Regions from separate parts of the Homo sapiens genome. Here region 1 is linked to region 2. Evidence: read pairs that join two places in POLR2A ChIA-PET (ENCODE). Cell type or tissue: A673. All regions are shown on one strand. Links, peaks and the distances in the headings refer to the core of each region. The heading gives the core; the rest is flanking DNA.

What was found. ChIA-PET counts read pairs that join two places held together with the same protein. Peaks named below come from ENCODE experiments on the same cell type or tissue, not always from the same donor. Only the 100,000 strongest peaks of a DNase experiment are listed, where the experiment ranks them.
Region 1: POLR2A ChIA-PET joins it to region 2 with 9 read pairs; 2 of 35 experiments call an interaction of 5 or more read pairs at or near these places.

The regions. Positions count from the first base shown.
Region 1 is chr17:17,827,382-17,831,766 of GRCh38, forward strand. All of the region lies in intron 1 of SREBF1 (sterol regulatory element binding transcription factor 1), which reads right to left. Among named protein-coding and RNA genes, the nearest start is that of SREBF1, 7.4 kb to the right of the region's middle. RefSeq lists enhancers at 1-487, 488-1,209, 2,987-3,735, 3,736-4,385. In A673, for the core only: a CTCF peak has its summit at 528 (motif pointing left); no DNase peak of the experiment used is centred there; H3K27ac peaks cover 3,458 bases.
Region 2 is chr17:16,289,123-16,293,507 of GRCh38, forward strand. The region is part of intron 2 of PIGL (phosphatidylinositol glycan anchor biosynthesis class L); the gene reads left to right. Among named protein-coding and RNA genes, the nearest start is that of MIR1288, 9.3 kb to the left of the region's middle. In A673, for the core only: no CTCF peak of the experiment used is centred there; no DNase peak of the experiment used is centred there.

The DNA of each region.
Region 1 (4,385 bases), core at 104-4,103, 1.5 Mb after region 2:
ACACCCTCTCGGCCTGCTAATGGAGGCAGCAGGGTGAGGATGGGTGCCCACCATCCCTCCAGGGAGCTGGGCTGCACCCCACCTGCTGTTCTGCTCCCACCAGGCACTTCCTTGATCCTCCTAACTGGAGTCGGCGGTCCTCGTGTTCTCAGCTGGTCGTGTATCCAGCAGTGGCACAGGCTGCCCTTTGTGCACTCATGGCTGCCCCGGGGGCACAAGTGTGTGCCAGCTCTTCCCGGAATGGGACGCACCCATGGCTGGAGCCCCAGGTGCACCTGGGCGCAGGTCCTCTTGAGGAAACTAAGGCTCAGACGGAGGCCTCGTGCCCAAAGTCCCACAGCTGCCATATGAAGAATCTGGTACACAAACCCCATTCTGCGGCCCCAGAGCCTGCCCTTCAGCCCCAGCCTGTGGGGGACAGCAGTGAGCCCCAACTCCGGCCTGCCTCTGCCCTGACCAGCTATCCTCATTTGTCGCAGTTCAGTGAGTGTGTGCAGAGTGCAAAGACAGAGAGGACAACACGAAGCTCTTTAAGGCTCAGCTCCGGCACTGCCTCCTCCTGGAGGCTTCCTAACCACCACCCCCCCAGACCTATCCACCTGCCCTGCCAAATTAGAGGCTGGGCCTCAGCTGGGGGCCCCTCCTGTCAGGGCCTGAACCAGCTGTGACCCCAGCCTCACCCAGCACAGGGCTGACCACAGCAGGGACCCCAGTCAGAGGCCGTGCAGACTCCAGCCATGGCTTCCTCCACCCTCGTCTGCCTCCACCCCCATCCCCTAACTGGTGTCTCCCTGGGCCTCCCTTTCCCTGCCTGCTTTCTGAACACCACAAGCTATTGAAGGCCAGGCTGTTCCCTCCACCAGGAATGCCCTTTCCACCTGGTGAATTCCTATTCCTCCATCAAAACTTGCTCTGATGCCACCTCCCATTCTTCCCTTGTCTGTGCCCCTCCACATGCCAGCTCCCAACATACTGACCGTCTGACCCTATAAACCTCAGAGCCACGTTTCCTCCTCCCCACTAGGCTCTTCCCGGAGCTACAGGTGTGCGGAATTACCCTCAGCAGCACCTGCGAGATGGCAATTACATGTGATGCTGGTCGGCACCAATTCAGACACCTTGTCCGAGAGGTGGCCCAGGGCACATACTTATCACTGGCAGCTGAAAACAACCCACGGGCCTGATGCAGTGGCAATTCTGGGAGTAGCCCCTGCTGCTGGGCACCTGTTTTCAGTCAAAATGGCAGTGCTAAGGTTAGGCGCAGGGGCTCACACCTGTAATAACAGCACTTTGGGAGGCAAAGGCAGGCAGATCACTTGAGCCCAGGAGTTCAAGACCAGCCTGGGCAATGTAGCAAGGCCCCATCTCTACAAAGTTTTAAAAATAGCTGGGCATGGTGGCATGAGCCTGTAGTCTCCATTACTCTGGAGGCTGAGGTGGGAGGATCCCTTGAACCCGGGAGTTCAACATTGCAGCGAGCTGTGATTGTGCCATGGTATTCCAGCCTGGGTGACAGAGCAAGACCCCGTCTCTAAAAACAAACTGGCTCACGCCTGTAATCCCAACACTTTGGGAGGCTAAGGCAGGCAGATCACGAGGTCAGGAGATCAAAACCATCCTGGCCAACATGGTGAAATCCAGCCTCTACTAAAAATACAAAAATTAGCTGGGCGTGGTGGTATGTGCCTATAGTCCCAGCTGCTTGGGAGGCTGACGCAGGAGAATCATTTGAACCCAGGAGGCGGAGGTTGCAGTGAGCCGAGATTGTACCACTGCACTCCAGCCTGGTGACAGAACGAGACTCCATCTTAAAAAAAAAAAAAAATATATATATATATATATATATATATATATGTATACACACACACACACACACTCACACATACACACACACACACATATATATATATATTTCTCCCTCTTGAGTTGTTTCTCTGCAGCTTGTTTTAAAGCTCATATGAAGGCAGCAAGATGTTTTCGAGCTGCCAGGCTCCAGTCTGGAAAAGATAAAGCCCTTTACAACCTTCCCTACAACGTATTCCCTTTCCTTCTAGCATCACCGGCACTGGGTGATGGTCATTGTCTTTTATGTACTTTTGGTGGCTTTGCTTAGTCCCAAGGCTGTGACCAGAACTTTGAAGGTGCTTTCACTCACATTTCCAAGGCTGCCTTGATGTGTTTTGCACAGAAACCGCCATCTGTGGCCAGATGGCCACTCTGCCCGTCCTCCCCCAGCCAGAAACACTGCTTCCTCAGCAGGTTCTTTTTGTTTGTTTGTTTTGAGACAGGGCCTCACTATGTTGCCCAGGCTGGAGTGTAGTGGTATGATCATGGCTCACTGCAGCCTCAACCTCCTGGGCTCAAGCAATCCTCCAGCTTTAGCCTCAGCCTCCTGAGTAGCTGGGACGACAGGCACACTCCACCATGCCAAGCTAATTTTTTTAGTTTGGGTCTCACAATGTTGCCCAGGCTGGTCTTGAACTCCCAGACTCAAGCGATCCCCCTGCCTCAGCCTCCCAAAGTGCTGGGATTACAGGCGTGAGCCACTGTGCCCAGCATCAATTATCTTCCATGGAAGCCAAGGATAGGGTGCTTGTTCCCCATGGCGGGGGGTGCTCCCCACTGGCCTAGTCAGCCCCATCCTGTCTCTCACCAACTCCAGACCACCACATGGTAGATGCTCAGAACTTGGAACCATAGCCTGGTACATCCTAGAAACTTCCAGCACAGGCTCCTTGGGTAATTGCTGCTAACATTTGTTGAGCTAAACCTATCGCGTGCCAGGTACTGGTTAGGTGCTCTAAATGGTGATTTGTTTGTTTTCTCTAAAACAAACAGGGCCTTGCTATGTTGCCCAGGCTGGTCTTGAACTCCTGGTCTCAAGCAATCCTCCAACCTCAGCCTCTAAAGTCAATAAGATTATAGGCGTGAGCCACTGCATCTGGCTAAATGGTGATAATAATAACACTAACTGGCATTGGTTCAGGGCCTACTATGTGCCATGCACTGCTTAAGCCTTCACTCATCGGATCCCCACAATTCCAAGAAGCTGCTTTTAGTACTGCTCCCTTTACATTGTTAAGAACCTGAAGGTTCTTGGACTTGTCCAAGGTCATACAGTAGGGCTGCTTGTTAAGACCCCTGATCCCAGCCTTCTAGCTGCAGGGAGCACAGGGACCCCAGAGCCTGGCAGGGGCAGCATGCAGAGGCAAGGCCTGCTGGGAGACAGGTGCAGGGACGGGGAGTCAGTTAGGAAAGGAGCTCAAACAGGGTTCGGGGTAGGCCACAAATTCCCCCTAGGGGGATGGACCCCCAGCCCCGTCCCACCTCCCACAAGCCCCAACCCAGCAGGGGACCCACACCTGGAGCCAGTCTCAATGGCTCCCTGACCTCTCACCCCTGAGCCAGTTAAGGCTTTCCCCACCTCACCCCCGACACACACAGCCGCCCCTGTGGAGCACATGGTGCAGGCTGTCACACACTGTCAGTGCCCAGGGTCAAAAGGCATGTCCACATGGCCCGTGGCTGCTAGGAGACAAGGTCAGAGGCACTTCCTCTGGCCGGCCTGGGCTCCACCTGTCAGCAGGCAAAGTCCAGATCCCAGGCCTCTGCTGGCAGTGACTCCTGCCTGGAGCTGACCGGGTCACTCAGGATGTTTGTGTCCAGCTAGGTGAATGTTGGGCAGAAGGTAACTCCCAACCCGGCTGAGACAAGGGAACTTTATCTTGGAGCACTAGGGAGCCATGAATGGTTGGAGACCAGGGGAGTTCTGTGCTGTAAGCTAGGGCAGTAACTAGTCTAGAGCTGTGTTTTCTAAGGAGTGCCAGTGCTTGGTGGAACTAGGGAGAGAACTGGGGCATGAGATATCCTGGGGAGAGGTATGGGGTGGCAGAGCGGGCCCCCATTGTGCCCTACCAGGGCTGGCCTGGACCCAGCAAACAGCCAGACACATGACTAGAAGCAAGGCCCTGTTGTGGCTGGGCTGGGCATGCTGGGAGGGACATCAGGGCGGGAGAACTCTGAGAACGCACTGCTCGGGGCAAGGTGACACCCAGAAGGGCTTTCTGGGAAGCAGCCTCTGACGGGGCTTGGCAGACATCTGGGGTCCGACAGACAAAGAGCAGACATGACGGGGTCCAGGCATAGGAAAGAGACCCCGAGGCCCTGTTCCAGGCTCTTGGCCAGAACTCTGTTTCCGTCTGCCTCTTCTGCACTCATAAGCTTGTGCAAAATTGGATAAATTAATCCTCAGCAGGGAGGTGAAGACTGCCACGGGCTTAACAATAATCCCCAACACAGGTACAGGGCCATCTCCTGATCCATCCTCCCCCGACAGCTGCAAGGTACTCTGAGGCCCAGAAGGAGACAGGCTCACCTGAGGTCTT
Region 2 (4,385 bases), core at 77-4,076:
TCTGATTTGAGATGTAAAGTGATGGAGTGCAAAGACCACAGGTCTCTGTATTCGAAGGTTTAGGTGCAAGGTACAACCTTACCAGATATTTCACAGCTTGCCTTTTATCATTTCTGAGCTGAGAGGGCCAGGTGAGATAAACCCTATGGACTAGAATTCTGAAAGGAGAGCAGTATGTCAACAAAGGAGGATTCAGCAACTGCCTGATGCAATCTCTAGTTATCTTCGTCCTGCACCAGCAGTATATGATGCTATCTCATCCAACTCCATTCTTCAGATTTGTCATCTCTCCTTTACTTGGATAAAACCTGGCTGGAAACTTGGCTTCAGTCCTCCATATCCATCTGTTTTAGGCAGACTTAACTCAGCTTTACATCTTTGCAAACTTACCCACGCACATCAGCATCCGAGAAATTTCCATACTCTTTGATTAAAATTGCAGTAAAAGTCACAAAGGACCTTGCTTAAAATGAAAGGAAGTTTCTAGGAACTCTAAGCTCAGTAACTTTATGACCATTCCCTGTAGAGCTGCAAAGGTCTGGATTTGAAAAGTCATAAGTAGCAAGGGAATTGCGCCAGAATACCTGTCTTTTGCTGGAGCAAATCCATTGCCTGGTTCATGCCTATGTCACATAGGCAGGGCAATGCCAGACTTTTCTTTTCTTTTTTTAAAGACAGAGTTTCGCTCTTGTTGTCCAGGCTGGAGTGCAGTGGCACGATCTTGGCTCACTGCAACCTCCACCTCCTGGGTTAAAGCGATTCTCCTGCCTCACCCTCCCAAGTAGCTGGGATTACAGGCGCCCACCACTAAGCCCGGCTAATTTTGTGTTTTTAGTAGAGATGGGGTTTCTCCATGTTGGTCAGGCTGGTCTCAAACTCTCAACCTCAGGTGATCCGCCCACCTTGGCCTCCCAAAGTGCTGGGATTACAGGTGTGAGCTACAGCACCCGGCCTTCTTTTTTTTCTCTTTTTTTTAATTTTTTTTTTTTGAGACGGAGACTTGCTCTGTTGCCCAGGCTGGAATGCAGTTGCTCACTGCAACCTCCGCCTCCTGGGTTCAAGGGATTCTCCTGCCTCAGCCTCCCGAGTAGCTGGGACTACAGGCATGCGCCACCACACCCGGCTAATTATTGTATTTTTATTAGAAATGGGGTTTCCACATGTTGGCCAGGCTGGTCTCGAGCTCTTGACCTCAAGTGATCCACCCTCCTGGGATTACAAGAGTGATCTGTCCCCTCCCCTCCCCTCATCTCCCCTTCCTCCACTCCTCTTCCCTTCTCTCTCTTTTGAGACAGGGTCTCATTCTGCTGCCCAGGCTGCAGGTGCAGTGGTGTGGTTATGGTTCACTGCAGTCTTGATCTCCCAGGCTCAAGTGATCCTTATGCCTCAGCCTCCCAAGTAGTTAGGACTACAGGTGCATGCCACTGACCTGGCTAATTTTTTAAATTTATTTTTTGTAGAGATGTAGCTCAGAATGGTCTTGAAGCCCTGGCCCAAGCAATTCTCCCTCCTTGGCCTCCCAAAGTCCTAGGATTACAGGCATGAGCTACTGCGCCCAGCCCAGACTTTTTTGTTGTTGTTGTTGTTGCTGTTTCTCACCCAGGTTGCAGTACAGTGGTGCGATCACAGCTCACTGGAGCCTTAACCTCTGGGGCTCTGGCAATCCTCCTGCCTCAGCCTCCCAAGTAGCTGGGACCACACACATGCCACCACTCTCAGCTAATTTTTTTTTTAATTTGTTGAGACAGGGTCTCACTATGTTGCCCAGGCTGGTCTTGAACTCCTGTGCTCAAGTGATCCTCCCACTTTGGCCTCCCAGAGTGCTGAGATTACAGGTGTGAGCCACCACACGTGGCCCCCAGATATTCTTTAAGTGTAAAGCTTGACTACTATTTGAGGCTTGACTTCTGCTTTCAAATTGATTTTGAATTACATACAAGTAATTTCCAAGGAGAGTCAGTTAACAAGATAAAATTGTGGTCTTTACCATATGTGCATTCTTTTATATTCTCAGCCCCATTAGTGCTTGTATAAGTCCATGTGTACTAAGTAAATCTCTTTTAACCAGTTCTTTCCAACTGTGAAAAGAAGTAAATTATATGGGGCTGGGCGTGGTGGCTCGCGCCTGTAATCCCAGCACTTTGGAGGCTGAGGCGGGCGGATCACTTGAGGTCGGGAGTTTGAGAACAGCCTGGCCAACATGGTGAAACCCCATTTTCATTAAAAATACAAAAATTAGTCGAGCGTGGTGGCGGGCACCTGTAGTCCCAGCTACTCAGGAGGCTGAAGTAGGAGAATCGCTTGAACTCAGGAGATGAAGTTTGCAGTGAGCTGAGATTGTGCCACTGCACTATAGCCTGGGCAACAGAGCGAGACTCTGGCTCAAAAAAAAAAAAAAAAAAGAAAGAAAGAAATTATATGGATTTTTCAGGGAGCTTACAAGGATAAGAAAATAGGACTTGGCTGGGCGCAGTGGCTCACACCTGTAATCCCAGCACTTTGGGAGGCAGAGGAGGGCGGGTCACCTGAGGTCAGGAGTTCGAGACCAGCCTGGCCAACATGGTGAAACCCCTTCTCTACGAAAGTACAAAAATTAGCCAGGCATGATGGCGGGTGCCTGTAATCCCAGCTACTCGGGAGGCTGAAGCAGAAGAATCACTTGAATCTGGGAGGCGGAGGTTGCAGTGAGCTGAGATTGTGCCACTGTACTCCAGCCTGGGCAAGAGAGTGAGACTCAATCTCAAAAAAAAAAGAAAAAAGAAAATAGGGCTGAGGCAGGAGGATCACTTGATACCAGGAGTTTAAGACTAGCCTGGGCAACATAGCAAGACCCCATGGCTATAAAATTAAAAAAGGATTAAAAAGTAGATAATATTAAAACACCTTAGATTTTTCAAAGTAATGGAGCTCTTTTTTTTTTTTTTTTTTTTGAGATGGAGCCTTGCTCTGTCACCCAGGCTGGAGTACAGTGACATGATCTCGGCTCACTGCAACCTCCATCTCCCAGGTTCAAGCGATCTTCCTGCCTCAGCCTCCTGAGTAGCTGGGATTACAGGCACGCACCACCACACCCAGCTAATTTTTTGATTTTTAGTAGAGATGTGCTTCACCGTGTTGGCCAGGCTGGTCTCGATTTCCTGATGTCAGGTGATCCACCCGCCTCAGCCTCCTAAAGTGCCAGCACCAATGTGCCCGGCTGGAATGGAGCTCTTAATATAAATTGTACTTATTAGTTTTTCGTTTCAGCCTATAAAATGTACAAATCTTTCTCTTTAAAAAAAAAAAAACACTCCTTTGATGCTGTATGCCTTGCAAGTTAACACACTTTCCATCTACTCTTCATAGCAGAGTTCTTACAAGAGAGATCCACGCATGTGCTTTTCATTTCACCATTGACTCAGAAGTTACATTTATGATTTTATCACAAAGAAATATTGAGAGAGGCATACAGAGTTATGGATAAGGATGCTCATTACAACCTTTTTACAATACTAAAAAATTGGAAACAACCTAAATAATTGATGATAGGGAGGCTTTAAAAAATTATGGCATCTATAAATGAGAATTTGGCTTTGCTGCAAATAGCAGATGACCCACAATAACTGTGGTAGGAGGAGGGATGCTATCTGGGACCGTGTGATGGCTCACTCCCCAGAGTCCTTGCAGCTTGGTTTCCTCCTTTTTCATTACTCTACTCTGTCTGGCTTCATACCTAAGATTACTTCACAGACCAAGAGGGCTTCTCCTGTTCTAGTTATCAGCAAGAGGGACTAGACAAAGAAAACTGGGGCAACTATCATTCACCAACTGTCTCTTAAGGAAGCATCCAAAAACTGACTTACATGTTTATCTAGGGTAGAATTGTTACTATATTAGAGAAGACAGAAACTATGCTTGGACCCAGGCCTTGAGCTGATTAGGGTTGAACTTTAGGCAAAGAACAACTCAGATAGTTAGTCTAAAAGGAGTTTTTTCTACATTTATCTGTTTGAAATTTCCCAGCATCAAATTTTATATTTTCCTATATTGAGGGGAAGGGGCCCCATTAGGATATTTTGCCCTTTTGCCCAATGTATACACTTTTTAACCCATAATCTGTTTTATAAAATTGCAATCTTTCGGCCTGGCGCAGTGGCTCACGCCTGTAATCCCAGCACTTTGGAAGGCCAAGGTGGGTGGATCACGAGGTCAGGAGATCCAGTCCATCCTGGCTAACACGGTGAAACCCCGTCTCTACTAAAAATCCAAAAACAAACTTAGCCGGGTGTGGTGGCGGGCGCCTGTAGTCCCAGCTACTCGGGTGGCTGAGGCAGGAGAATGGCGTGAAGCCAGGAGGCGGAGGTTGCAGTGAGCCGAGATCGCACCACTGCACTCCAGCCTGGGTG